Linked DNA regions of Homo sapiens: region 2 is linked to region 1. The links are chromatin loops, found by intact Hi-C in ENCODE. Cell type or tissue: HepG2. All regions are shown on one strand. Each heading gives the region's core, and the rest is flanking DNA. Links, peaks and the distances in the headings are about the cores only.

Evidence for each region. Hi-C counts contacts between places; a loop is a spot of excess contacts. Peaks named below come from ENCODE experiments on the same cell type or tissue, not always from the same donor. Only the 100,000 strongest peaks of a DNase experiment are listed, where the experiment ranks them.
Region 2: it touches region 1 in a loop (2.1-fold over the local background); 1 of 110 quality-filtered maps calls a loop at or near these places.

Annotation. Positions count from the first base shown.
Region 1 is chr14:95,334,997-95,337,884 of GRCh38, forward strand. It overlaps LINC02292 (long intergenic non-protein coding RNA 2292), which reads left to right. Exons shown (of 3, transcript NR_110127.1): 3 at 1-508. LOC124903371 (a long non-coding RNA gene) reads right to left here. Exons shown (of 2, transcript XR_007064319.1): 2 at 1-2,888. Among named protein-coding and RNA genes, the nearest start is that of LINC02292, 6.9 kb to the left of the region's middle. In HepG2, for the core only: a CTCF peak has its summit at 1,378 (motif pointing left); a DNase peak (open chromatin) is centred at 1,415.
Region 2 is chr14:95,236,062-95,238,963 of GRCh38, forward strand. The region is part of intron 1 of CLMN (calmin); the gene reads right to left. Among named protein-coding and RNA genes, the nearest start is that of DICER1-AS1, 80 kb to the left of the region's middle. In HepG2, for the core only: no CTCF peak of the experiment used is centred there; a DNase peak (open chromatin) is centred at 1,460; H3K4me3 peaks cover 355 bases.

The DNA.
Region 1 (2,888 bases), core at 1-2,500:
CCTTGGATCCCAGCCCCACCCCACCCCCAGACAGCCTTATTCTGCCTTCAGAGTCTGGTCCTTTGCTTTCCTTTAAATTCTGAGACCCTCTTGGGTCTGCCCTTTCCCATGTAGGTTACAGCCAGATTGGTTTCTGTTGCTTGCATCCCTCAAACTCTGCCTGACACAGGAAGTGACTCCTCCAGGTCATCCAGCCCATGAGTGGCATAGTCAGAGGAAGCCCTCCGTCACCAGGCTCTCAAGCCAGTGCTCTCTCCATCATGCCACATGGCTGGCCTTGGGGTGGTCCTGCCATAGGGAGAGCTTTCTGAGATGGGTCAGGGGGCAGATTATCATCAAAGACCTGGTGATGGAAAGACACATGGCATGGCCTCATGGTCATGGAGCCTGCATGGAGGCCAACATGCTGGAGGAGAGCTTTGAAGGCATCCACGGAAGCAGATGACAGGAGCCTGAAAGCCATGTGTGGCCACACACCTGCTTCTGACATAATTAATGAGACATCTATATTGTTCCTGTCAGTGAGCTTCTTTGCTACCCAAGCCCTTAGTTCATCATGTATTTTTTAAAGCAAAAATGGAGGCCTTCCTGAAACAGCCTCCCTCATTTTGCTTAATAATGCTGCAGTATTGACGTTCTATGAGGGTGAGGTGACACCATCTCAGGATGATGCACTAGACCCCCAGTGATTGATGGCTATACTTTTTTTTACTGACACTTTGAAAAGAAAGGGCCCCTCTCAGATTACTGAGCAAGTGGTTAGCCTTGGACCTTTCACTAATGGCAACCATAATTTCATGACTTATTTTACCGTGCCATCTTGTATGATTCTAGTTTGTATGATTTCCTCACTTTTCAGATGTGGAATCTGAGGCTCAGAGAGGCTAAGTAACTTGCTTAAGTTCACACAGCTCGTAAGCGAAGGAGACAGAGATAAGATCCCTGAGGTTATTGAAGTTATTGAAAGAATAGCTTGCTCCTTTGCCATGCCCTCCCCTCCTCCCTGGTACCTGCTGGAATTCTCATCTGCACCCTGGGTTGCTCTGGGAGTCACTGGCTGCCCTCTTCCTTGGGACCCACTCTTCTAGGTTGCTGCCAGGACAGGGCAGTAAGTGGGCTTCAAACACCAGCAAGGCCCTTCAGCTTGGCTCAGGGTCTTGCCTCCTGCCAAGGTGCCTTGCTTTGTTCTCATGCCCAAAGTGAGAGCTAACCTTGGCACACTGTTTACAGCTGTGCCTCTCTGGTCAGGATCGAGGAGTAGAGCGTTGATGCCCATGCCTACCATGGCACAGCTTCAGCTAACATGAGCCAGAGCCCATGAGCCCAAGGCTCTTGCCCCTTCTGGTCTCTAGAGGTCATGAGCCCACGACTCTTCCCCCTGCTGGTCTGTAGAGCTCATGAGCCCATGGCTCTTCTCTCCCCTGGACTCTGGAGCTTATAAGCCTATGGTTCTTCTCCCTGCTGGTCTCTGGAGCCCATGAGCTCACAGCCCTCCTCCCTCCTGGTCTCTGGAGCCCATGAGCCCATGACTCTTCTCCCTGCTGGTCTCTGGATCCTATGAGCCCACGGTCCTCCTCCCTGCTGGTCTCTGCTCTTCGCCCTGCTGGTCTCTAGAGCTCATGAGCCCATGGCCCTCCTCCCTGCTGGTCTCTGCTCTTCTCCCTTCTGGTCCCAGGAGCTCATGAGCCCATGGCTCTTCTCCCTGCTGGTCTCTAGAGTTCATGAGCCCACAGCCCTCCTCCCTGCTGGTCTCTGGAGCCCATGAGCCCATGGCTCTTCTCCCTGCTGGTCTGTGCTCTTCTCCCTTCTGCTGGAGCTCTTCTTCCCTGGACCTCATGAGCCCATGGCTTTTCTCCCTGCTGGGCTCTACAGCCCCCTTTCTCTCCCCACATATCTCTCCAGGACGCCTCTTCCTATTTGTCCAGAGAATATTCCAAGACTCGCCTTTGCCTGTCTCTGGGACAGCAATCCACAGAGAAGTCTGAGTCGTGGTAGGTGCAAACCCATGGAATTCTCTTTGCCCCCAACCCTGCTGTGGCCACTTTCACACCCTCTGTCAGAACGCGCCTCTCCAGCAGCGTAGGGCAGCCAGGCAGCCCTTAATGGTAATAGCTGTAACTACAGCCAATTTCCAATAATTGGCGGCCTTTGCCAGGGAATTCCTGCCTGTCCCAGCAGCTCCTTCTTGCTGCCTTTGATCTCTACCAGTCTCTGTGAGACACAAAATAATGTTGTCATCTTCAATTACTCCAAGGGACAGAGTGGCCTTGACCTCGCCACCAACGTCCCCAGCCCACATGGGGTAGTGGCAGCCATGAGGGAGGCTGGGCCGTGGACAAGGGGAGTCCCCAGGCCCATTCATGGGGTTGGTGCTTCTGGAAACCCCACTGCTACTATGTGTGAAGATGGGCCCCCCAGCTGAGGGTGTGGAGAGCATGCCGGCAGATACTAACAAGCACAGGCTGTACAGGTTGCCAGACGCCTCCTTTGTGCTAGGCACATGCCTTCTCTGATCCTCTAAGCAACTCCTTTGCCAGGATATATTATTATCTCCATTTTACGAAGGAGGAAACTCAGGCTCAGAGATAGTCACAGGCATGGCCAGTGGGTGGTGGGGGCAGTTCAGCCCTGGGTGCTGGGCTCAGGTTCAGAGCTTTTTCCATGTGGCACAGCTCCCCGGGTCTGTGAATGAGACGCACGCTCCACCTTCCCTACAGGCTCTTGAGTTCCTTGAGGACAGAAACTGGGTGTCCTTCGGATCCACCGCCTCCCAGGGCTGCTAGCACAGAGCTGGGTGTGGTGTAAATGCTCAGCCGACCCTTGTCAAGCCCAGGGGTCAGTTCCTTGGTCCTCTTCTTTTATCAGTTACACTTACTCCTTGGTTATCT
Region 2 (2,902 bases), core at 319-2,818, 99 kb before region 1:
TTGACAGCAGCCGCCACTTCCCATGCAATAACTTGTCTCTTCTGTAAGCCTCAAACATTCCTGCGCAGCTGCTCTCATGTGGTCCCCGTTTTACAGGTAAGGAGTCTGAGGCACAGAGAGCTTAGGAACATGGCCGCTCAGTGAAACGCCAGGATTTGAACACGTGACGGCTGAGGTGCTGTGTGGTGCACCTCCCACTGTTCTGCAGCGTCCTGGGGGCATGTGCTCTTCAGCCAGGCGGGGGGTCTCAATGCTCCAAACCCCCCTCCAGGAACTACTCTGGCCTCCCAGCTTTCCTCACCCCATGCCCCCACCCAGAACATCTCGCGCAGCTTGGAATCCCTCAAGGCCTGGCTCTCAACCAGTGGTTCTCAGCCCGGGGTGATGGCTCCCAGGGGACATCCCGCAATGCCTGGAGATGTTTTTGATTGCCACGACTGAGGGGGAGGGGCTGCTGGCACCCAGCGGGCAGAGGCCAGGGGCACTGCTCCACATCCTGCCATGCACGGGACAGCCCCAGATCACACAATGACCCGGCTCAGAGTGGCAACACTGCCAGGGGCAGAGGCCATTGGGGGGCCTGTGTGACTACCCCACACTGATCCTATCTTGACCTTTCTCCCACAGAAGACAGAGAAGAGTTTCAGCAACAGGAGGGCTCTGCCAACAAGCCCCTCTGAGTGACCTTGGACAATGTCAGTTCTGTACTTGGGGCCTCAGTTTGCCTATCTGTACAACAGGGATCATGGTACCCACTTCATGAGGTTGTGAGGACCAAGTTTATTAGCGCTGTCCTTGCCATACCATGTGGGGTTGTGGGAATGGTGTGGGGAGGGGCTGCTGTAGTTATTCGTCAGGCACTAGGCAGCCAGGGAGAGCATGCAAGCAGGTGACAGCAAGAAGGAAGAACAGCTATGACGAGGCCTCTATGGGATAAAGCATCCAAACACCTTGGCACGGGCCAAAGACCTTGGCACATCGTAAGTGCTCAATAGATGCAGCCGTGGCTATGATTGCTCATTTTGGACAAGTTACTGGACTACCCTGTAAAATGGAGATAATAACTCCCTCCTGGGGCTGTTGAAGAGACAATGAAGCCTGTGCACGCCAGGTGCAAAAAAGTTGTGTAGTAAACAGACTAATCTGTTCTTCCAATTTACAGCACATCACGGCCATGCACAGAGGCCCTGCAGATGGGCGGAGTGCCTTTCGCAATCCTCACAAAGCCAAGCGCCTTTAGACAAGTAGACCCGGCACCTGCAGAGGCTGGGAGGAGGCAGCCGGAGTCAGAGCTTGGGGCAGCAGAGAAGGTGGATCCCACCTGAACCCCAGGGGTTATGTGTGTGTGTGCCATGGGGTCACACACTAAGCGCTGGGACAGCATGGTCACGTGGCAGAGAGGGACTGGCTACCCTGGGTTCTCTCTGTTACCACTGGGAGGATCATTTGAGAGCAAAGGTCCCCATCCACTGTCCGGGAGGCCAGGAGAGGGAGGGTGGCAGGAGGCCTCACACTTTGCAACTTTGCTCCAGTTTTGTGCAGAGGGAAGAAGACCTTGGCACCCATCTGCTCCCATGCCCCAGGTGTCATTTCCCAAGAAGCCCAGCGTCTCACAGCCGTCTCGGCACCAGAGGACAGCCGCAGCCCCATGGGTGGCAGGCTCTGGAGGCTTCTCTGATGCTCCCTGGTCTAGAAATCTCTTGCCCAACCTTTTATATAAGTGACCTCCCGAGATGCTTTACATGCACTTGCTCATTCTTGGTCTGAGCTGACCTCTGCTCTCTGGGAAACCCCTTCTCCTCCTTGCCCAAGGATTCCTTTTCTCCATGGCTCAGATTCTTTCTAACTGCAAGCGTCCTTGGCTCACATCAGCCACGCAATCTCACTCCATCAGCTTGAGCGAGCCCCTGTGGATCTTTAAACCAGATGAAAAAACATCTTTCCTCTCTTGAGCCAAGTGAGGCGGCCCAGCCAACTGGCCCACCCTCCGACCACACAATGGCAAGCCCTGCCCCACTGACGGTGTGTAGAGGAGCCAGCCCTCAGACGGCCCCTGCCTGCCCCTCCAGCCCCAACGCTGCCGACTCCCACGGCCCACTGCCACTCCTTACTCCTGGCGTGGCCCAGCCCCGCTTGGTGGTTTCGCTCCTTTCCCCATCTTTCAACACCTCCCAGAAACACAACCTCATTACATGGCCTCATGCTGGTTCACTTGAGAAATAAAACTCAGAAACAAATTAAATGGCAATTTCTTTTTAAACAGGAGAGGGGCCAGGCTTCAGGAATACCAGGCCAACGTCCTTCGGTTCCGACTCTTTGGGGCCACTTCCCCCATCGGCTCTGGCGGTATTAAAGTCAAGGCCTCCATGTGGTTTTTCACCAGCAGTGATTTTGCATTTAATTTCCTTTGTTTTTCCTCCCCTCATGTTTGCTCTGACCCAAGTCCCTTTTATCAAGACTTTGGTAATAAAATGCAAAACCCTCTTTGGGACCATGCGCCAAGCAGCATGCAACTACTACAGGTAAGTGGCAGGCCAAGTCTTGTAGAGGCCCTCCCCCACCCAAATTCTTGGGCTCCTCCACCACCCCCTGCCACCATGCTGACCAGGGAGGCACAGACGGGCATCAGGGCACAGAGTGAGTAACCTGCTCCAGCCGGCACAAACCGGTGGTCTCCCCAATACATGCCCGCAGAGACTCAAATAAAACTGCCAAGCTCACTCTAACTAGGGACTTAAATCCAATTCTCTCACAGGTCCCAGAGGCCACCAATTAACATACCATGTCCTGCCCCACCATGCCCCGCTTCTCAGCTGCTCCAAAACACATAACCCAGGGCTCCAAAGAGCTAGTCCCAATTACACACCAAATTAAGTTTAAGCTATATATATATAGGGCTGGT